2 separate regions of the Homo sapiens genome follow, and region 1 is linked to region 2. A link is a loop called in an ENCODE intact Hi-C map of the cell type or tissue named here. Cell type or tissue: psoas muscle. All regions are shown on one strand. Links, peaks and the distances in the headings refer to the core of each region. The heading gives the core; the rest is flanking DNA. Region 1 overlaps OSBPL9 (oxysterol binding protein like 9). Region 2 overlaps OSBPL9 (oxysterol binding protein like 9).

Region 1 (11,592 bases), core at 1,172-9,171, 140 kb after region 2:
CTGCCTCAGCCTCTCAAAGTGATAGGATTACAGGTATGAGCCACCGTGCCCCGCCTTTCTTTTCTTTAAAAAAAATTTTTTTTATACAGGTAGAGTCTCACTATGTTGCTCAGGCTGGTCTCAAATTCCTGGCCTCAAGCAGTACTGGGATTACAGGTGTGAGCCACCACACCCAGAATGTAGTCTCCTTTCTATTTAAGAGAGCACGGACTCCTAAAGCCATCCTGATAGCATTTAATGTACTAGAGACCCTTCCCCAGTTACTGCCTTGGGACACTCAATAGCCCCAAATGTCATTATGCTTCCAGAAAGCTACACCAACAAAAACTCTTGAGTAGTCACAGACTCACAATAATGGAGAAATTTTCCCCATCACTCATCCTTCAAGTTATCATAGATAACTATCTCATCCTTCCCTCCTTTCCCTGTCAGTTACAGATGGTCTCATTTTGAGCATCAGATTTAATGTCTATTGATTCAATATACAAAAATATATCAGTAAACAAGGTAATGGTGATTTTGGGGGTCTCTCCAAGATCCTGGGAACAAGGCTGCCTTCCCTTAAAGAAAAGAGACATATATCAAAACAGAGATATATACAAGATCATCTTTAAGAGATGGAACAGCCTGGAGATCATTATACTAAGTATTTTAGAACTAGAGAAAGAAGGCCAGAACTAATATCAGAAGGCAAGGATAGAAGTTTTTTTGACCCAAAGATTAAACCTGTTACATTCTGGTAATAGGTATGTCTCTAACATGGAGATACTGCATCTTGATGTCAATATCTAATGCCACTAAATACCTATAACATATAACTTTGGTCTGATGCTGCTTATAATTTGGCATCCCAAAGAGTTTGCATTCAGAGAATAAATGTATCAGTTAGATAGCCTAAATGTAGAGTCTTCTTAAGTTATATTTCTTGTTGTGAATTAATAAATTGGAATACTGATTCATATAATGGTGACCACTGTGTACATTTAGTGAATATTACTATGTCAAACACCTCCATAAACTTTAGCTTTTTGTTATCATTTACTGAGCACTTATGTGCCAGACACTGTGCTAGTGCTTTAAATACTATTTTATTTAATTCTCACAATGATCTTATGATATTGGTTCTTTTATCATACCCATTTTATTTAGTTTTATTTATTTATTTTTTTGAGACAGAGTTTCACTCTTGTTGCCCAGGCTGGAGTGCAGTGGTGTGATCTCGGCTCACTGTAGCCTCTGATTCTCCTGCCTCAGCCTCCTGAGTAGCTGGGATTAAAGGCATGCGCCACCAAGCCCGGCTAATTTTGTATTTTTAGTAGAGACGGTGATTCACCATGTTAGTCAGGCTGTTCTTGAACTCCTGACCTCATGTGATCCACCCACCTCAGCCTCCCAAAGTGGTGGATTACAGGCGTGAGCCAACATGCCTGGCATGTTATACTCATTTTATAACTGAGGAATCAGTGACAGAAAGGTTGGAGTAACTTGTCCACAGACTCACAGATAGCAAGTGAGAGAAACAGGATTTGAACCTAGGTATGGATCCAAAGGTACATTTGTACCACAGTCACTATAAACCTGGTTAATTTAAGTCTTCCTTAAAGGTTTTTCTCAACCACAAAGGCTGGGTGTAAAATCAGTGATCTTTCTGAATTCAGAGGAGTATGTCACCCTGTAAAGCCTCTCAGCAGTGCCTCAGAGGGCGGTAATGCTGACTTCTGAACCATCTCTAGCATGTAAATTCCTAGGTCACTAGATTACAAATACATGTCCACATCCCTTATCCCAAGACCTTTGGATCAGATGTGTTTTGGAAATGACAATTTTATTTATTTATTTATTTATTTATTTTTAAAGTAGAGATGGAGTGTTACTCTGTTGCCCAGGCTGGCCTTGAACTCCTGGCCTCAAGTGATCCTCTCACCTTGGCCTCCCAAAATGCTAAGATGACAGGCATGAGCCACTGTGCCCAGCCTTCACAATTTTAGAAAGGTAAGACAATTTGGGTTGGGTGTGGTGGGTCATACCTGCAATCCCAGCATTTTGGGAGGCCGAGCCAGGAGGATTACTTGGGCTCACAAGTTCAAGACCAACCTGGACAACATGGTGAAACCCCATCTCTACAAAAAATACAAAAATGAGCCTGGTGTGGCAGTGTGCACCTGTAGTCCCAGCTACTTGGGAGGCTGAGGTGGGAGGATGGTTTCAGCCTAGGAGTCAGAGGATGCAGTGAGCTGAATCATGCCATTGCACTCCAGCCTGGGTAATAGGGCCAGACTTTGTCTCAAAGGGAAAAAAAAAAAAAGAATGAAGTGGCATCCAGGAGAGGTGGCAAATGCCTATATTCCTAGTTACTGGGGAGGCTGAGGTGGAAGGATTACTTGAGCCTAGGAGTTTGAGGCTACAGTGAACTATGATCATGCCACTAAACTCCAGCCTGGATAACGAAGCAAGACCCTGTCTCAAAAAAAAAAAAAAAAAAAAAAAAAACAAGAGAGAGAGAGGAAGGAAGGAAGGATTGATTTTAGAAAGGATACACACACACACACACACACACACATATACATACATACAGTACATAAATTGTGTCACCTGCAGTGAGGTCTAGGGTAGCCAAGGATATTAATTCCACAACCAAGCATATTAATATATCTATAGTACAACAAACAAATATTTACACTAAGCATGATAAAGATTATAAATAGCCACACATCAGTTCAAGATAGGCTTTACTTCCAAATGAGCGTATCATAAATTTAGGGGGAAAAATCTTTTTAATTCAGGGCTGTAGAGATTTCAAAATTGCAGGCAGAGGATTGTGGACATATGGACTTTGATCTAGTGGCCTATAACATTGTCGAGTCTCAGGTTTTTCACTGTTTTTAAAAAAGGATAATTTTATCTTCAAGTCAGAATTTCAGGACAACAGGTGAGTGGAGAGAACCACTTTCACGGAGCTCAATTAAGCACAGCCATGATGACTTAGGGTTTTTGCATCCCTTATAAAGTTAAATATTAAAAACTAAATAGTAGCCCAAGTTCTGCAAACTACTGATAGCATGTTAGTAATATATGCTGCACCTTGAAGGAAATCAAAATATACCACCCCAAAATATACTTCTTTGGCATATTTTGAGATAGCTATTCTCAGAGGGGCTGCAGACACGAGAATAACTCTGAAAAGCTGTACTTTGGTAGGGGAGACTTGTATCTGCAGAGGTAATCTACATTAGTGGAGTAACAGCGAGGTGCAAACACCTTTTTCTGAGACCTCCTTATCTGCCTTATCTAATCTAGGAAGATTACCTCACAGGAAAAGGAGACCAAAGTTCTGACATTTTTTTTTTTAATACAGATGGGGTCTATCTATGTTGCCCAGGCTGAACTCAAACTTCTGGGCTCAAGGGATCTTCCTAACTCAGCCTCTCCAGTGGCTGGGACTATAGGTATGACCCATCACACTCTGCTCTTGACACACTTTTCGAAGTCTGACAGAGAAACTTTTCCCACAGGTAAAATGATCTACTGAGAGATTTCTCCTGCATAACAAGACGGCCCAGCCCTTGCTGGCCATGGGATATGTTTGCCTGTGTCTCCACCCAAATCTCATCTTGAATTGTAGCTCCCGTAATTCCCACATGTTGTAGGAGGGACCTGGTGAGAGATAATTGAATCATAGGGCCAGTTTCCCCCATACTGTTTCTTGTGGTAGTGAAAAAGTCTCATGAGATATGATGGTTTTCAGCGGTTTCCCTCTTCCCTTGGTTCTTATTCTCTCTTTGCCTGCCCCAGCGTAAGACATGCTTTTCGCCTTCTACCACGATTGTGAGGCCACCCCAGCCATGTGGAACTGAGAGTCCATTAAACCTCTTTTTCTTTATAGATTACCCAGTCTCAGGTATGGCTCTGTCAGCGGCGTGAGAACAGACTAATACACCATGTTTCCTCCTCTCACTCTCATACACTGCAGCAACCCCTTCCCCACAACCCCAGGATACCCTTAACCCTCTATTCCTTTCTGCATGGTATAAAACTTCAGTTGGCCTTTCTTTGAGTCTCATATTTTGTATGGCTCCCATGCTTATGCACGTGAATAAATTTGTATACCTTTTCTCCTGTTAATCTGGCGACTGTCAACTCATTTCAGCCGACTTGGATTCAAACCTTCAGAGGGAAAGTTTCAACTTCCCTACAACCTCGACACAGATTTTCTATTTTTGTTTTGTTTTTCACATACCACCCAAAATACTAAATATTGACTTGTGTTTATTCACAGAGTTGATTAAAGGAAATAATGAGGGAGTGTTAAACTCTGTTTTATGCTCCTCCACCATCAGTACTTCTCCCACCAAACTGTGAAATGACAATCCATTATTAACATTCAAGTTCACTCCTCTACCAAAAATTGCCCAAGGACCTTTTTCCCTATTTAGCAAAGACTAATAGAGGGCCCAGAATAACAAGATTATAAAAAGGGAACAAGAAGAACACTACAAAAATGTATAGAAGATAGAAAAATTTGTGCAACACACAAAAATGTGGTTAGCAAGAACAACAGCTAGACCCATGAAATTTCAGATGCTTAGTCCTAATTCCAAGTCTCATCCTATAGACTCCAATTTAGAATGGGGCTATGCTCCAAAAGCTCCTTGTTCAAATCTGGAGGTTGGGGCTCAGGAAAAATGTTTGCAATGAAAAACTGTTAATAATTATTTCCAAGCCAGGTAAGGCGGCTTACACCTGTAATCCCAGCACTTTGGGAGGCTGAGGTGGAAAGATCACTTGAGCCCTGAAGTTTGAGACCAACCTGGGCAACATAGTGAGGCCCCATTTCTACAAAATGGTTTTTTTAAAATTAGCTGGTGTGGTGGTTCACACCTGTGGTCCCAGGTACTCTGAAGGCTTAAGTAAGAAGACTGCTTGAGCCCAGGAGGTTGTGGCTGCAGTGAACCATGATCATGCCCCTGCACTCTAGCCCCCGTGACAGAGTGCAAGACCCTGTTTTCATTTTATTTTATTTTATTTTATTTTATTTTATTTACTTTATTTTTTGAGACAGGGTCTTGCTCTGTTGCCCGGGCTGGAGTGGACTGGCAGGAACACAGCTCACTGCAGCCTCTACTTCCCAGGCTCATTGATCCTTCTACCTCGCACCCATTCCCCCATCCCCACCCAGTAGCTGGAACCACAGGCATGCATCACCACACCTGGATAATTTTTATTTTTTATTTTTTTGTAGAGACAGGGGTCTCCCTACATTGCCCAGGCTGGTCTTGAACACCTGGGCTCAAGCAATCCTCCCGTCTTGGCCTCCAAAGTGCTAGGTTTACAGGTGTTAGCTACCTCACCTGGCCTTATTTTACTTTTATAATAAAGATAAAAGTGGCCAGGTGAGATGGCTGACACCTGTAATCCCAGCACTTTGGGAGGCCAAGGCGGGTGGATCGCCTGAGGTCAGGAGTTCAAGACCAGCCTGGCCAACATGGCGAAACCACGTCTCTACTAAAAATATAAAAAAATTAGCCAGGCGTGGTGGCGAACACCTGTAATTCCAGCTACCTGGGAGGCTGAGGCAGGAGAATTGCTTGAACCCAGGAGGTGGAGGTTGCAGTGAGCCAAGATCCAGCCTGGAGGACAGAGTAAGACTCGGTCTCAAAAAAAAGAGAAAAGTATTTTTTAAAAGGCAATTTAAAAACTCTCATTTTTTTTTAATCAAGTCTAACTTTACTTCAAAATACATGGGTTTCCAAAAAGAAATGAAGGCAGAAGAGTTAAAATGACTTTCATTTTAACTAGTCACAGAGGATGTTGCCTGTCAGAAATTTAAACTTACTCCTCTTTCAGGTGATAAAATTCCAAGGTAGACCCTATCTTCTTTGATAATTTGCCACTGCCTTTCTATACTTATGCCATGTAAACATAAAAAACCCATCACTCACAAATTCTGAGACTTTAGTATCTGGTCCCCGCCACTTCTCCCCCCATCGCAGGCTTTCCATTGAGGTAAGAGGAAGAGTCTTTGCTTAACCTAGCATTATAATAGATCACTGTAATTTACAAAGGCCTCTGCAGAAAGTTTATTTAATTGTGATAATGATGTAAATTATTTATCATCTGCCAGCAAACTAGTGATAACAGGTTTATCATCATTCTAATCACTATTAATCTAGTGTATCCCAGAAAGAACATTCTATTTGAAGTTAGACCTTGATCACCCACATAGAAACTACTATGGGATCCTCTTAAATTTCAATGTCTTCACTGTTCAAAGGAAATAATACCAATTACTTCACAGAACTGTTTGTAAGATTATAATGGAGCTGAAAATTTCTTATTGCCTAATGATGCTGTACTCATGTTTGTGGCAATGCTGTTATAAACAAACCTACTGTGCTGCCAGACGTATAAAATATAGCACATACAATTATGTACAGTACATAATACTTGATAATAAGTACATTACCTTATATATTTACTATACTGTATTTTATTGTTATTTTAGAGTATATGCCTTCTATTTATATATACGTGTATATATAGATATATTTAAAAGTTAACTGTAAAACAGCCTCAGGTAGGTCCTTCAGTAGGGATTCCAGAAGAAAGCATTGTTATCATAGGAGATGACAGCTCCATGTGAGTTATTGCCCTAAAGACCTTCCAGTGGGACAAGATGTACAGGTGGAAGACAGTGATACTGATGATACTGAGCCTATGTAGACCTCTGCTAATGTTTTTGTATCTTACTTTTTGAAGCCACCTTTGCAAAAATTCTATCAGTGAGAAAATTATGGCAGTTGGGGAGACCTGATCTAGCCAATGCCCCCTTGCCTTTAGCTTTCAAGCTGCAATTATTTCTAGGCTTAAGCCAAGCTAACTTTGGGAGACATTTATAGTTTAAATGATAATAATCCTTCCCCAAAACTCAACTGCCTTTGTAAATCTAATGAGAGAGACCACCAGGCTAGGAGATTAGAGGAGCCTGAATCCTGCTAAGGCATAGACATAAATGATTGTCAGCCATTATTCTGGACGTCACAATTACTTCTGCAGATAACATCACTATTGAAGAACCTAAGGTTGGTCTTTTTTTTTTCTTTTTGAGACAGGGTCTTGCTCTGTTGCCTAGGCTGGAATGCAGTGGCATGATCATAGCTCACTGTACCCTCGACCTGTTGGGCTCAAGCGATCTTCCTGCCTCAGCCTCCAAGTAGCTGGGGCCACAGGTACACTCCACCATGCTTGGCTAATTTTTTTAGTTTTTTGTAGAGATGGGGTCTCACTATGTTGCCCAGGATGGTCTCAAACTCCTGGGCTCAATGATCCTCCTGCTGCTACTTCCCAAAGCGCTGAGATTACAGGCATGCACCACCATGCCCAGCCAGATTGGCCTTTTTGAGATATCTTTTCAAGTTTTTTGCATGTCTGACAACTGATGGCTCCCACATGGACATGCCAGCTGCTCCTGTGGCCTCACCTAGAAGCAACTCAGCACAAGAGGACAGCTCCAACCCAACCAATCAGCACTCCCCATACTGTAGGCCCCAGCACACCAAACTATCTTTGAAAAATCCCTAACCTCAGAGTGAGGCCAGCCTCGTGTCAAACTTTCTTTACTGTAATGCCATGGTCTCCACAAACTGATTTTCTTTGCGCAGTGGGCAGAAAGAACCCATTGGGCAGTTGTATTTTTAACAAGAAAAAGCTTAAAATAAAAAACATAAAATAAGAAAACTTATAAATAGAAAAGAGCTTATAGAATAAGCATATAAAGAAAGAAAATACTTTTGTACAGCTGTACAATGTGCTTGTGTTTTAAACCCAAGTGTCAATACGAAGGAGTCAAAAAGTTAAAACAAAAATTAAAGGTGTTTTAAAAAAATTAAAAGTTTATCAAGTAAAGCACTACAGTAAGCTAAGGTTAATTTATTGAAGAAAGAAATTTTTTTTGTAAGTTTAGCGTTACCTAAATGTACAGTGTTTATAAAGTCTATGGTAGTGTATGGTAATGTCCCCGGCCTTCACATTCACTCACCACTCACTCTTTGACTCATCAGAACAACTTCCAGTCCTGCAAGCTTCATTCATGGTAAGTGCCCTATACAGGTGTACCATTTTTTATCTTTTATACCTATTTTTATTGTATCTTTTCTATGCTTAGATACATTTAGATACACAAATATTTACCATTATATTACAATTGCCTACAGTATTCAGTACAGTAATGTTGTAGTGCAGAAAACGACTAACCCAGAAAATATGGCACTTGGGCATGGTGCTTTTGAAAATTGAAAGGCCTTAGAAATAAAACTTAGGATCAAGGTCCCTCTAACCTTGTCTTGTTTCTCCCTGACCCAGCGCCGGGAGAGACTCTCTGGCATTTCCTTATCTGACCAAAAAAGCATCTTACCAAAAAAACCACAATTGTCTTCTATCCCCTTTCTGAAATCTCATTATCTATCACAGAAAAGAAGACTGAGAAATGCAACTACACCTGGATGGACTTTTCTGTCTCCTTGATTCATTCATTCCCCCCAGTAATCATTTAGTACCCTTTAAAAGAATTGTCTACACTCCCCATCTCCTCCGTCCCCTGTGAAAAAGGGTATATAAATTACTGTACTCCATTAGGGGGTTGGGGTAATCACTCCATAACTCCCCCTCCCCCATGCACATTAATAATTTTTTTTTTTTGAGATGGAATATGGCTCTGTCGCCCAGGCTGGAGTGCAGTGGCACAGTCTTGACTCACTGCAATCTCCAACTCCCAGTTTCAAGCAATTCTCCTGCCTCAGCCTCCCAAGTAGCTGGGACTACAGGCGCACACCACCACACCCAGCTAATTTTTGTATTTTTAGTAGAGACAGGGTTTCACCACGTTGGCCAGGCTGGTCTCAAACTCCTGATCTCAGGTGATCCACCCACCTCAGCCTCTCAAAGCACTGGGATTACAGGCATGAGCCACTGCACCGAGCCACATTAGTGAATTTGTATGCCTTTTCTCCTATGAATCTGCCTTTTGTCAGTTGCATTTCAGCGAACCTCCAAAGGCCAAGAAGTTTTCCCTTTGGCCTGCCCATACAGTTTCACACTGTACAGGGTGGCAGCCTACCACATGGACTAGGTATGTAGTAAACTATATGATCTAAGTTTGTGTAAGCCCACTTTATGACATCCACACAATGATAAAATCACCTAACAAATTTCTCAGAAGATATCTCCCCACACTCCTGCCCCATTGTTAAGCGACCCATGACTATATTTACTGAAAAGCCACTAAGTGCCAGGCACTGCTCTAGATGCTGGAGATAAAATGATGAAGATAAATAAAGTCTCTGTTCTAATGGAACTTACATTCTATTCATACAAGACAGAAACAGACAATAAGCAAGAGAAACAAAATAAAGCAATAACAATATATGCCATGAAAAATCAAACGAGATGATTATGATAGCAACTGAGGGTGAGAGGCCTACTTTAGATGGTTTGTTATAGAAAGGCTTCTCTGAGCAGTGACATATGAATGAAAACCTGTATAAGAAGTAATCAACCATGCTAGACCTGTCCAAGACAGAAAACATTCAGAGGCCCTGAGGCAAGAACAAGTTTGAAGAACTTCAAAGGAACAGAAGAAAAGCTCAAGTGAATAGAGAGTGTTAAGCTAAGGCCGGGCATGGTAGCTCAGGCCTGTAATCCCAGCACTTTGGGAGGCCGAGGAGGGTGGATCACTTGAGGTCAGGAGACCAGCCTGGCCAACATGGTGAAACCACGTCTGTACTAAAAATACAAAAATTAGCTGGACATGGTGGCACGCACCTGTAATCCCAGCTACCCAGGAGCCTGAGGCAGGAGAATTGCTGGAACCCAGCAGGCAGAGGCTGCAGTGGGCCGAGATCACGCCACTGCACTCCAGCCTGGGCAACAGAGCAAGGCTCCATCTCAAAAAAAAAAAAAAAAAGAAAAAAAGAAAGATAAATTGAAGCAGATCACAAAGTCATAGTAAAGTCATAATAAAAAATTTAGATATTTTTCTTTTTCTCTTTTCTTTTTTATTTTTTTGAGATGGAGTCTTGCTCTGTCGCCCAGGCTGGGGTGCAGTGGCGCAATCTCAGCTCCCTGCAACCTTCACCTCCCGGGTTCAAGCAATTCTCCCACCTCAGCCTCCCAACGTATTGAAATTACAGGCACGAGCCACTGCACCAGGCCAGCGTAGGAATTTTAACTTCCCAAAGCCAGATGACTGAGATCTTATTAAATAAAGATGAAGAAAAAATGTTATCTTTTGTTCATTTGCCTCTTGAAGAAATACAATACAAAATGGTACAATAACTTACACAGAAAAATCTTAAAATGCTTTTAGGTTGTAGAATATCATGTATAAAATGATTCCATTTATATAAAGTACACAGATGTGTATTTGTGCATAAAGAGTTGTTAGGAAAGCTATTCTCCAAAACACAGATAAGTAGGATTTCAGGTGTGACTTTTCTTCCTTCTACTGTATAGACCTTTCACTATAGTTTGACTCTTCTTTTAAAAATTTAGAGTAATACTGCAATAGTCCTTTCCAAAAAAAAAAAAAAATTGAGAGTAGGCCTTCATTAGTACAGTGGTAGAAAAATAATTAAGAGTACAATGTCATCTCTTCAAGAACAGTAAAACAATTTTTAAAGCTGTAAAAGAGTAACCAGTGTCATCAAATGCTATGGAGACAGTGCTAAGATTAAGAGCGAAAAAAGCACCCATTGGGTTTAGCAACAAAGCTATCACTGGGGACCTCTGCTGGAATTTTCAGTGAAATGTGGAGGTAAAAAAGAGTGCTGTCGAGTAAATGCAAGATGGACTAACAGAGACAGGCATTTCAATACACAAATGTATATTGAGGAAGACAGGTTAGGATGATATTTTCAAAAAAAAAACAGAATTAGGAGAGACATTTTTCAAAGTAGGAGAGATGAACATGTTAATACATTAATGAAAAAGTCAGTCCATCCTAAAATTCATATGTAAATTCAAAGGATCCAGAATAGCCAAAACTATCTTGAAAAAGAACAAAGAAAGTTAGAAGATTTACATTTCCCAATTTCAGAACTTACTACAAAGCTACAGTAATTGAGACAGTATAGTACAGGCGTAAGTACAGACAAATAAGTCAATGGAATAGAACTGACAGTCTAAATACAAATCTTCACATTTATGGTTAGTTAACTGCCAACAAGAATGCCAAAACAATTCAATGGAGAAAGAAGTCTTTCCAACAGATGATGCTCGGACAACTGGATATCCACATGCAAAAGAATAAAGGTGGACCCTTACCTCATTCCATATTAAAAAAAAAAACTAGCCAGGTGCAGTGGCTCACACATATAATCCCAGTACTTTGGGAGGCTGAGACAGAAGGATCATTTCAGCCCAGGAGCTGGAGAACAGTGTGAGCAACATGGCAAGACCCCATCCTCTACAAATAAAAAAAGTAGCCCACATGGTGGCACAAGCCTGTAGTCCCAGCTACTCAGGAGGCTGAGGTGGTAGGATCACTTGGCCTGGGAGTTTGAGGCTGCTATAAGCTATGATTGTGCCACTGCACTCCAG
Region 2 (11,592 bases), core at 2,192-10,191:
ATTAAGTTTTATTCACACTCGCGCTCTCACTACTATTTACACAGTAAGAAACTTTTAAATGAGCAATTAAAGGAATAAACAAAAAGAAGAAAAGAATACAGACTGGGAACCAACAAACTGGAATACGGGAAGACATGAGAAAGATGATTAACCAATGAAAAAAAGAGAAGAATTTCATTAGAGAATGGGAATGGGAGAAGAGTTTTTGAAATGAGTATCAGATTATCAATTATTCATTACGAAGTAGAACACCCCAGAGTAAGCAAAAATTTCTTAACATTTAGTAATAACTACATATCCACTATATTCAAGGTCCTGTGTTAAAAGCTGTGGTGGAGGCTGGGCATACTGGCTTGTGCCTATAATCCCAGCACTTTGGGAGGCTGAGGTGGGTGGATCACCCGAGGTCAGGAGTTCGAGACCAGCCTGGCCAACACAGTGAAACCCCGTCTCTACTAAAAATACAAAAATTACCTGAGTGTGGTGGCGCACACCCGTAGTCCCAGCTACTCGAGAGGCTGAGGCAGGAGAATCACTTGAACCCAGGAGGCAGAGGTTGCCGTGAGCCAAGATTGCACCACTATACTCCAGCCTGGGTGACAGAGCAAGACCCCATCTCTAAATAAATAAATAAATAAATAAATGCAAGCAAGCTATGGTGGAGACAAAGGTAAGTATGAGAGAATAACAAGAGCATTTAAATTGTAGGTGGAATGTGACAAACATCATACAAGAATGCTCTAAGCACCCTGGAAGTTCAGTTCAAGGAAAGATCATGCTCTGTTTGGGGGAACAGAATGAGGGCAGAGCTGGGAAACAATTTATTGAGGTGGCACTAGAGAAAAGCCTTAAAGAAGAGTAAGGCTGTGATAAAAGAACAAGACATGGAGACGGGAGAAAAAAAAAAAGACAAGGAAAGGATAGGAAGAGGGGTGTGACAGGGATTAATCAGTGAACCAGTGTGGCTGGACATATAATGAAAATATAAAGTGGGCTGATGAACACAAGCTTGGAAAGGGACACTAAGACTGTAACACTTAGAATCTCTATTATCAGACTCTCAGCATTTAAATTTTAGGTAAACATTTTTCTTCCACAGAACATGTAAATTCATAATCCAAATAGGGTTAGATTAGCAGGGAAGCTTATATACTGCCTTGGTACAACTTCTTACCACTTTAGATAACGCAGAATTATAAACCACCGAGTAAAAATGCTGAAGAAGAAAACATGGATAAATACCTTTAATGTATAAACAGCTCTTACAACTCAAGATGAAGATCACTACTCCAGTAGATAAATGGACAAAGGAACTGAACAGCCAAAAAACATTTTTAAAAAGTTTAATTTCACACGTAATTTAAAAAAAATAAATATTTTTTTCTTCTACTTAGGATTTTTCTGAGAACTCTTATTTAACAGATTTTCTTCAATGTTTGTAGTGCTATACTGATACATGCTATTAAGTCAAACTGCTGTAACAGTGATGAAGAGAGCTGGGTTTAGCTGTCTTCAACCTGGGTTCAAGAGCTTGTTTAGCCTCTTCTTAGCTGTGAGGAGGCCCTGAAAAATTAACTCAATTTCTCTAAGTACCTGAAAAGGAAGATAATTACATGCCCTGCTTATATGTTAGGGTTCTTTTATTTTAAAGACTGAGTGAGGTTAAATGGGATGTGACTGTGTAGTATTTTTAAAAACTACAAAGTATTTGGAAAACAAACTCTTTTTGGAAAGTATCTGAAGTGAGAAAACATTCTTATAAAAGACACAAATTTAAGGCATTATTGTAACAATACTTTGGAATGCATAAAAGGAACCAAGATTTCAGAATCTGTTGGCAATCACAGCCATTTGTGCCAATAAAAATTTCAAAAATGACTTATTTTAAACACATTCAGTAAAAAATAATTATGATAATATCATTTATAATATAACAAGCTTTTAGCAGCTATGGACTCAAATATGGTTTATTTGGCAGAGAAAATTATGTGAGGCAAGAATTACAAACTTGATTGTGGCAAATACATCTGGTTGCCTCTCCCCATCCATGCTTCACCCCCAAGAACTCTGATTCAGTTCAGGTTCAGCTGTGGGCTGCCATGGCCTTCTCTTCCACGTCTCAAGGGGTGAATGTGGATTCATTTAAACCAATCATTTAGCCTCCCCCTTGCCAGTGGCAGGTTTAGGCACGAGCATATGCCTGATACTGGCCAATGAGATTCAACAGGAAGCCTAATGAGCCACTCCTGGAAAACAACGTCCTTCCTAACAACAACAACAACAACAACAACAACAACAACAACAACGCCAGCAGCTGTACAATCTAATGATTACTGAAGCAATTCCGGGGACAAACTCCTGCAAATGTTCTCCTACCTAGAACATTCCTAGTAAGTGTGTTGGGCTCCACAAATAAAAGTTGTCCTTGTGTCTCTGTTCTCACTTAGATTAGGGGTAAAAGGTTTTATTACAGACACTTACTTGAAGGTATTATGAATTAGTCTTTTTCTTAATGGCCCTCTAAATCCAAAACAAAAAGGAGTTCACTACTGACAAAGACTATAACACTGGAATTGATTTTGCCCTAACAAAAGTGAGAACTCTAAATTTAATCAACTCCCCAAAGCTCGGCAGAACAATAATCAATATGAAAGTTAATACAGTTCAAGCCTTCAAGACAAAGGCAGTAGTGGAAAGATTACAGGTTTTAAAATCATGGAGCAGATTAGAATCTCAGTCTGCCACTTAATATGACTTAACACGACTCAGCCACATTACTTAACTTCTGAGTTTTAGTTTCCTGATGAAATGAAGTTAATAACACCTACTCTGTGGTACTGTGGTGAGAATTAAGTGAAAGGAGGGGGTTTTCTAGCACAGTGGCAGGAATATACAAAGGCACCCATACACCAGTCTCCTAATTCAAGCATGCATTCTGTTGAGAGCTCCAAGTTTAAATTCAAATTCAAATCCAGACTATGGTAATTTTGCATGACTCAATATGTGTCATTTTGCGTGCCTGTAGTCCCAGCTACCAAGGAGGCTGAGGCAGGAGAATCGCTTGAACCTGGGAGACAGAGGTCACAAATATGTCACAATTTTACATTTACTACCTCTTCCAATCCTTACAATAACCCTCTGAAACAGGTTACTATGTGTCCAATTTGCATAGAGAACCCTGAAGTCCACAGAGGAAGAAACAGAAGAAACTCACTGAAGACCGTGCGTGGTTTGCTAATATTAGAGGTAGGACGAAAACACAGATCCTCTGACCCTAAGATTAGAACTCTACCAAATCTTAATCCATACAACTCATACACACTGTTCTCTATGAAATTATCCTAGCTTGACTTATTTCATCATTTATAAAATTTTGTTTACTTATCTACATCTATATTAAATCACAAGAAGACACAGGTATAAAAAGAAATTATGTCATTTTACTACATTTGCAGGCACACTCACCACGCAATCACTGAGAATCCATACATACCCACACAGACTTACAGCAAATTTGGTCTTACCTTAGTAAGATCCATTCCAAGTCTAACCTGCGACAAGAGATGCATGATAACGCTCTTGTGCTCCTCCACAGACCCTGCCTCCGCATCATCATCTCTGTCATCATGTGAATCAAACAGGTCTAAAATAAAGCAGATCTTATTAGAATGGTGCTAAATTGGGCCAATCTGTCCTGATACTAGAATTACAATTTTGTTTGTTTGTTTGTTTGAGATGGAGTCTCATTCTTTCGCCCAGGCTGGAGTGCAATGGCACGATCTTGGCTCACTGTAAACCTCCATCTTCCAGGTTCAAGCAATTCTCCTGAATCAGCCTCCTTGGCAGCTGGGATTACAGGCACGCACCACCATGCCCAGCTAATTTTTTGTATTTTTTTAGTAGAGATGGGGTTTCACCATGTTGGTCAGGCTGGTCTTGAACTCCGGACCTCAAGTGATCTGCCCACCTCGGTCTCCCAAAGTGCTGGGATTACGGCATGAGCCACCACATCTGGCCACAAATATTTTTAAAGAAAAAAAAGTTAAATTATCAAAGGTCACTTACCAGCATCACTTGTTCCATTGGACAAGGAAGAATTAAGTGATTCTGTGGTATCTGGGCGTTTTAGACTATTTCCCGAGCTGCTGTGTGTCAGGACTGAGGCAGATCCAGAAGAACTATAAAAACATTAATTACCTTATTTAAGCTAAAGAAAGCAATTTAGAATCATAGTAAGCTAGACTCGTACAGTTAGCTGGTTACATGCATGCATATATATGCTTTAGAATTCTCTTGATGACAAGGTCTCTTGTCTTATCCTTTATGCACAGGATGTGCTCAACAAAGCCATGTTGATAGTCAAGACCTAGAAGTCATCAAAAATTAGTGAGATCTTTGCCTCTGCATTTAAGTTTAAAACTAGAGTTCCTTTTATGATTTTGTTACTGGGTATAAATCTAAATATGTCACAATTCTTGGCAACAATTCCAGAAACGGCAAGTCTCAGAAACATGTCTTGTCTTTATGTTTGAGATCCTTTAATAAAAGCCCACATTGGTATTAACACTCTTCCTAATCATTAAAAAACTGTACTTGAAATTATAAAATAAAAAAACATCTTATTTATGCAAGTAAATTCATGCTAACTGGCTTTTATGAGCCAGTTAACAGGTCTAAAGAAAGATTATTCTATTATTAATAGATTATCATACCTGTGATCATAATTTACCGATGGAAGTGTGTGTGTGTGCGCGCACACGCACGTATATTTATATTTTTCTTAAGAGACAAGGTCTCCTTATGTTGCCCAGGATGGACTCGAACTCCTGGCCTCAAGTGATCCTCCCACCTCAGCCACCCAAGTCACTGGGTTTACAGGTGTGAGCCACCACACCCAGTTGGTATTTGTATATAAATAAAGGAAAAATAAAAAAGGCACACAATTTACTTATTAAATGTAAAAATTGAAATCAAATTTCTCACGCTTTAGATATTTATAAAACAGTACACATGAGTCTTATTACAACTCTACACGTGCGAAAACATGTATTCTAATCTAATCATAATTTGCCCTTGTTACTTAACTTCTTTTAATTTTTTTAAATTAATAAACTTTATTTTTAGAGCAGTTTTAGGTTCATGGCAAAACTGAACAGAAAATATAGACAGCATGCATACATTCCCTGTCTCCACACCTGCAAACCTCCCTCATGATCAACATCCCATACCAGAGAGGTATATTTCTTACAACCAATGAGCCTACATTGACACATCATTATCACTCAAAGTCTACAGTTTATATTAGGGTTCACTCTTGGAGTTGCCTGTTCTATCGGTTTTGATAAATATATGACAACATGTATCCACCATTGTATCATACAGAATAGTTTCACTGCTGTAAAAATCCTCTGGGCTCTGCCTGTATTAGAACACTAGAATATTAGGATATTCTAAAATTAGAATATATTATGTTATTCTAGTTTGCCCTGGTTACTTACCTATTTTTCAAAATTTCTTGAGTAACTAAGTATTACTTCTTTGATTATTTAGTAGTATATATCACAAGGTATTATAACTAATGTCCACCTCACCAGTTTTGAGAGGCAATGGAAAATATGTCTAAAAGATACAGGTAAGAGAAATCAAATGATCATTAAATGACAGAACTGGGGCCAGGCATGATGGCTCACGCCTGTAATTCCAACACTTTGGGAGGCCAAGGCAAGAGGATCACTTGAGCCCAGGAGTTTGAGTCTAGCCTGGGTAACATGGTGAGACCCCATCTCTACAAAAAATAAAAAATTAGGCTGGGCATGGTGGCTCAGGCTTGTAATCCCAGCACTTTGTAAAGCCAAGGTGGGCAGATCACTTGAGGTGAGGAGTTCAAGACCAGCCTGGTTAACATGGTGAAGCCCCATCTCTACTAAAAATACAAAAAGTTAGCCGAGCGTGGTGGCATGCGCCTGTAGTCCCAGCTACTTTGGAGACTGAGACATGAGAATCGTTTGAACCTGGGAGGTGGAGGTTGCAATAAGCCGACATCGCACCTCTGCACTCCAGCTCCAGTTTGGGCGACAGAGTGAGATTCTGTCTCAAAAAAAAAAAAAAAATTAGCTGGGCATGGTGGTGTGTGCCTGTGGTTCCAGCTACTGGGGCGGCTGAGGTGGGAGGATCACTTGAGCCCATGAGGTTGAGGCTATAGTGAGCTGTGTTCGTGCCACTGCACTCTAGCCTGAGTGATAGAGTGAGACCCTCTGTCTCAAAAAAAAGCATGAAAGTTACCTTTAAAATGCTTTGTGCCTCTGTGATGTATCTCAAAATAGAGTCAATCTTTTAAATCAATTGACCTAAAAACCCCAAATCCTATAACATATGAATCTTATTTTAGATGTAATTTCAAAGGTCCTATTTATGCTGTGTTTTTTCTCCTTACCCATGATTAGAAACCATGTCTGAGCCAAGTGAAATACTCAGTAAGACTGTAAATTGAAAAAAAATGGGATAAATTTTCAGCCATTTCATAATTTACCTTGTTCAGAACAAATGATATAAAGAAAACAGTTAAAAACAACACCTATGTATACAGGAAAGTTTTATCTGCAATGGGCTAAGTTGTCTAGAATTTAGGCATAAAATCATAAAGTATGCAAAAACAATTTAAAGCTATGAATTATAATAATAATTTATCGAGTACCTTGTATGCACCATACACGGTATGTCTATATCTACATTACAACCCTAAGGAAAACACAATGACGCTCATAATACACAGACGCTCGGAGGTTCAATGACTGGTCTGAAGTCATACAGCTGGTGAGTAGTGGAGCCATTTCAAACACGTCTGGCTCCAAAGTACAAGTTCTTTCCAACATGTACTTTTATCTAATTTATAAATGTGTAAACTACAGTGCTCAGTGCCATAGTTACACAGAAGCTATCATTAGTATAGGTCTTTAGAAAAAGAACAGTGAAAGGACTTAAGCTTTCAAGTTCTCTTCCTTCAGAAAGAGAAAAACAAAAAATAGTAAAAAGAAATTTGACCTCAGTTAGAAAATCAGCAGTAGCAGCTGATGACCAGCAGGTGTCACAAGCTCAAATAGCTACAGATGCCAGGCAGAGAATATGTGGATAGGACCAAGACATAAGATATATATGGAACTGGGGAGTCAGCATACCCAACCTGAAAGAATCTAAAGCCTTGTTAAAACAAAACAAAAAACAAGTCAACAGAACACTGTGCTGCCCAAATAAAACATCTGCAGTCCTTACTGGTTTGGGCTTCTAGATTAGAATATACAAACAAGGAAGAGTGAAATTGAGGGAGAAAAGGAACACAGAGTGGGTTAGTTGGACATAAAAACTTAACTCTGGACCCTTTCAAAGAGATGTTCATGAACTGTGTGTTTATTATGGGACAGGGTACTGGGAGAGCATAGAAGGAACCTTAACAGCAGGAATAGAAGAAGCCCATGAGCCTGTGCATGACTTTGTAGACCTGCCTATTACAGGTACAACAGGTGTTTTAAATGTTTCGATTTCATAGAAATTTTGGGAGAATCCCTCAAAACGGAGCCAGAGAGTGTCTATCAGTGATGTTACCAAGAGCTAACCACATATTATCAAGCTTTTACTGAATACAGTCATATGCTTTTAAAGGATGGATACATGAGTGATTTACTAGCAAGTGACATTCAATTGCACTTTTTTAGAACAATAGCTAATGTATTGTCTTTAGGCCAGGTGCAGTGGCTCATGCCTGTGATCCCAGCACTTTGGGAGGCCGAGGCAGGCGGACAGCCTGAGGTCAGGAGTTCGACACCAGCCTGGCCAACATGGCAAAACCCCTCCTCTACTAAAAGTACAAAAATTAGCTGGGCATGGTGGTGGGCACCTGTAATCCCAGCTATTCAGGAGGCTGAGGCAGGAGAATTGCTTGAACCCAGGAGGCCGAGATTGCACCATTGCACTCCAGCCTGGGCAACAAGAGCAAAACTCCGTCTCAAAAAAGGCTGGGCGCGGTGGCTCATGCCTGTAATCCCAGCACTTTGGGAGGCCGAGGCGGGCTGATCATGAGGTCAGGAGATCGAGACCATCCTGGCTAACACGGTGAAACCCCGTCTCTACTAAAAATACAAAAAACTAGCCAGGCGTGGTGGCGGGCGCCTGTAGTCCCAGCTACTCGGGAGGCTGAGGCAGGAAAATGGCGTGAACCCGGGAGGCGGAGCTTGCAGTGAGCCAAGATGGCGCCACTGCACTCCAGCCTGGGCGACAAAGACTGTGTCTCAAAAAAAAAAAAAAAAAAAAAAAAAAAGACGGTCTTTAATTCTCTTTTAAATAAAATAATGACTGAACCCTTCAAAAATTAATAATAACCTTTCATTTTCGAATTTTCTTCCAAATGCTTATTTTCTTTTAACCCCATTATTATAAAAACTTTTTTTCCAAAATTAAATTTCTATTGGCAAACTGCTAACAATGGTTTCTCAATAGTTTATGTTTTAACATTCAAAATGAAAAAAAGAAACCAATATGCTAAACTAAGCCCTTTCTGCTACACTGGCCTTCTTTAGTTGTAGATTTAAACCTCCCTTCCACGTCTTAACTATATATATTCACCTAGACCACATAGGACTGGCTGAAGGTAATTGGCTTGCAAATTTACATTTAATTATTTCCAAATTTGTACTGTGTTAAAAAGCAAAAACCCTAGCTATAGTAACAGTATAGTAACAGTCCCCTGAGAAAGCAGAATTAGAAGTAATTCCCAACAAAAACTAAGCTATTAATACATCTACAACAAACACAAGTAAAATGAAAGTAAATCAGTAATTCTACTTCTTTTTTTTTTTTTTTTAAGACAGAGTCTCACTCTTGTCACCCAGGCTGGAGTACAGCAGCCCAATCTCGGCTCACTGCAACCTACACCTCCTGTGTTCAAGAGATTCTCCCATCTTAGCCTCCCGAGTAGCTAGGACGACAGGCGTGTGCCACCACACTCAGCTAATTTTTGTATTTTTTTAGAGACAGGGTTTTACCATGTTGCCCAAGCTGGTCTCAAACTCCTGGGCTCAACTGATCCTCCCACCTCAGCCTCCCAGATTGCTGAGATTAGGGGCATAAGCCACCACACCTGGCTCCCTAAACTGTTTTTGTTGTTGTTGTTTGTTTGGAAACAGAGTCTTGCTCTGTTGCCCAGGCTAGAGTGCAGTGGTGTGATCTCAGCTCACTGCAACCTCCGCCTCCCAGGTTCAAGTGATTCTCCTGCCTCAGCCTCCTGAGTAGCTGGAATTTATAGGCATGTACCACCATGCCTGGCTAATTTTTTTTTTTTTTTGGTATTTTTAGTAGAGATGGTTTCACCATGTTGGTCAGGCTGGTCTCGAACTCCTGACCTCATGATCTGCCAGCCTCAGCCTCCCAAAGTGCTGGGATTACAGGCGTGAGCCACCACACTTGGCCTCCCTAAACGTTTTTAAATAAAATTAGTGCCTTAAAGCCAGTGCAGAGAGACAGATTTGAGGTGGACTTCCATTTCCCTGTAAGTAGACTTGCAATAAAAAGCTTTTCTTTCCTCAAAAACCTGGGACTTAGTAATGGCTTCTAGCACATTGGGCAGCAAGCCCCTTTTGCTCCATAACACTGTAGGAAATAAATTTCTGTTGTTTATAAGCTACCTAGATTACTGTATTTTGTTATGGCAGCTTAAAGGGACTAAGATACCATACCACGTATTTCATTAGATTATAAATGTCTGCCTATTCCCCCAAAAGTTCCCTGTGGGCAGGGCCTGGATCTTTGTAACCTTGATATCAACCTAGCACAGTGCCTGGCTGATAGGTGTTGAATATTTCCACTCTAATTAAAAAAAGAAAAAAGTAATAGAAACCTCTTATTTGTATAATGCTTCATAGCTTATTCACTCTCATTGGACCCTCTCCTAATGTTGGTACTGTAGAAACGGCCAGGGTTCAACTAATAACGCTGGCACATTACTATAGGTGATGCTATTTATTCCACTTGGATTAACTTAGGACTAAAATCAAAACTCTCACAGAACTGGCTTTGCTCAATAAGCCAACCAAAAACAAGTTGTCCATACAACTATTATACATCAATAAAAAAACTTCTATTAAAAAGGTTGCCCTTTTAATTTTCCCAAATAATAACTGATGAGGCAAGTCTGTCATTAACACTAGTCTCAAAATCAAATTAGATTTTTAAAAATCAGGAGAATCATTTAAATACATATTCTGTTCATCTACTCACTCTATTAAGCGCTTTGGGGATGAGCCACTTTGATGGAATTCATCAGCATCATAAAATTCATCTTCACTGCTGGAGTAAGAGAACTCTGGGACTGTATTTGGAGACAAGTTCACGTGGCTTGGAGAAGTGAGACTGCTACTCGGTGGTGAATGGCCACTGCCTAGGAAGTTAAAAGGGTTTTAGAGAAAAATATTGGTGAAAGAGAAGAAACTAGGGAGATGGAGTCAAAGCAGACTTTTCTAAAATCAAAAAAGAGTTTGGTTAAGTTTGTAAAAGTCGCTACAGTATTTATAAAGAAAATCAACATTTAAACTCCACACAGAAAATGGCAAATCATGATATAAAATGAGGACACAGCCTTTTAAATAAATGAAACAAAAAGCTATGTCCTCATTCTATAATTAAAGATTATCATTAATACTAGGAAGGGGGCCCTTTTGATTATATGAGTTGTGGAGTTGCAAGTCCAACAACAGATATGATTACAATGGGATGCCGGGACTCTTATTTTACACTGCAGATCCAGATACCTAAAAATGCAGCAGTGAGCCACTGGGAATGCAAAATGAAAAGAATATTAAGACCACATAAACATTAAAATATTGCAGGATATCACATTCCTATCATTCAATATTTTTTGGCAATCACATGGAAAATACACACACCATCCAAATTCCTCTCCTCTTTTCCACCTAAGTCAGGGGCTCAGAGGTGGAGATAAAAATAGAGGACTACGATGAGAAGAATGCAGAAAATGAAAAGATTCAGAAGAACATTTTTCTATTCCTAAATAGTCTAACTAAAGAAATGGAAATTAATGAAGACCCAGACAAAGAAGCCTGCCATCTAATCTCTGAGATGATCATCTGGTACCTTATCTACTAGTAAAGCAAGAACAAAAAAGTATCAAACCAATCGACAAATGGAGTATTAAGATCAATTTAACTTACTGAGCATTTAAGGGCTGTCAGTCAGGCAATTTATACTAATCTACAGATGTCTGGTGAAGACTAAAGTTTATTAAGACACTGATGGCAATCTGAAAGCCAGGGCCACAGTTCTGGAAGAAATTGAAGACAGCAATAAAAATGAATCCAGGCTAGGCACAATGGCTCATGCCTGTAATTCCAGCACTTTGGGAGGACCAGTTGGGAGGACTGCTTGAGGCCAGGAGTTCAAGACCAGCCTGTGCAACAAAGTGAGAGCCCCATCTCTTAAAAAAATAGATAAATAAATTAGCTGGGCATGGTGGCATGTGCCTGTGGTCTCAGCTACACGACAGGCTGGGGCAGGATCACTTAATCTGAGGAGGTCGAGGCTGCAGTG

What was found. Peaks named below come from ENCODE experiments on the same cell type or tissue, not always from the same donor. Only the 100,000 strongest peaks of a DNase experiment are listed, where the experiment ranks them.
Region 1: a loop joins it to region 2, with 2.5 times the contacts of the local background. A loop is called at or near these places in 76 of 110 quality-filtered maps.

The regions. Positions count from the first base shown.
Region 1 is chr1:51,627,051-51,638,642 of GRCh38, reverse strand. All of the region lies in intron 1 of OSBPL9 (oxysterol binding protein like 9), which reads right to left. Among named protein-coding and RNA genes, the nearest start is that of OSBPL9, 16 kb to the right of the region's middle. In psoas muscle, for the core only: no CTCF peak of the experiment used is centred there; a DNase peak (open chromatin) is centred at 1,362; H3K27ac peaks cover 6,103 bases.
Region 2 is chr1:51,764,656-51,776,247 of GRCh38, reverse strand. It overlaps OSBPL9 (oxysterol binding protein like 9), which reads right to left. Exons shown (of 24, transcript NM_024586.6): 12 at 10,267-10,426; 13 at 4,066-4,178; 14 at 3,525-3,643. Among named protein-coding and RNA genes, the nearest start is that of MIR761, 66 kb to the left of the region's middle. In psoas muscle, for the core only: a CTCF peak has its summit at 7,085 (motif pointing right); no DNase peak of the experiment used is centred there; H3K27ac peaks cover 1,410 bases.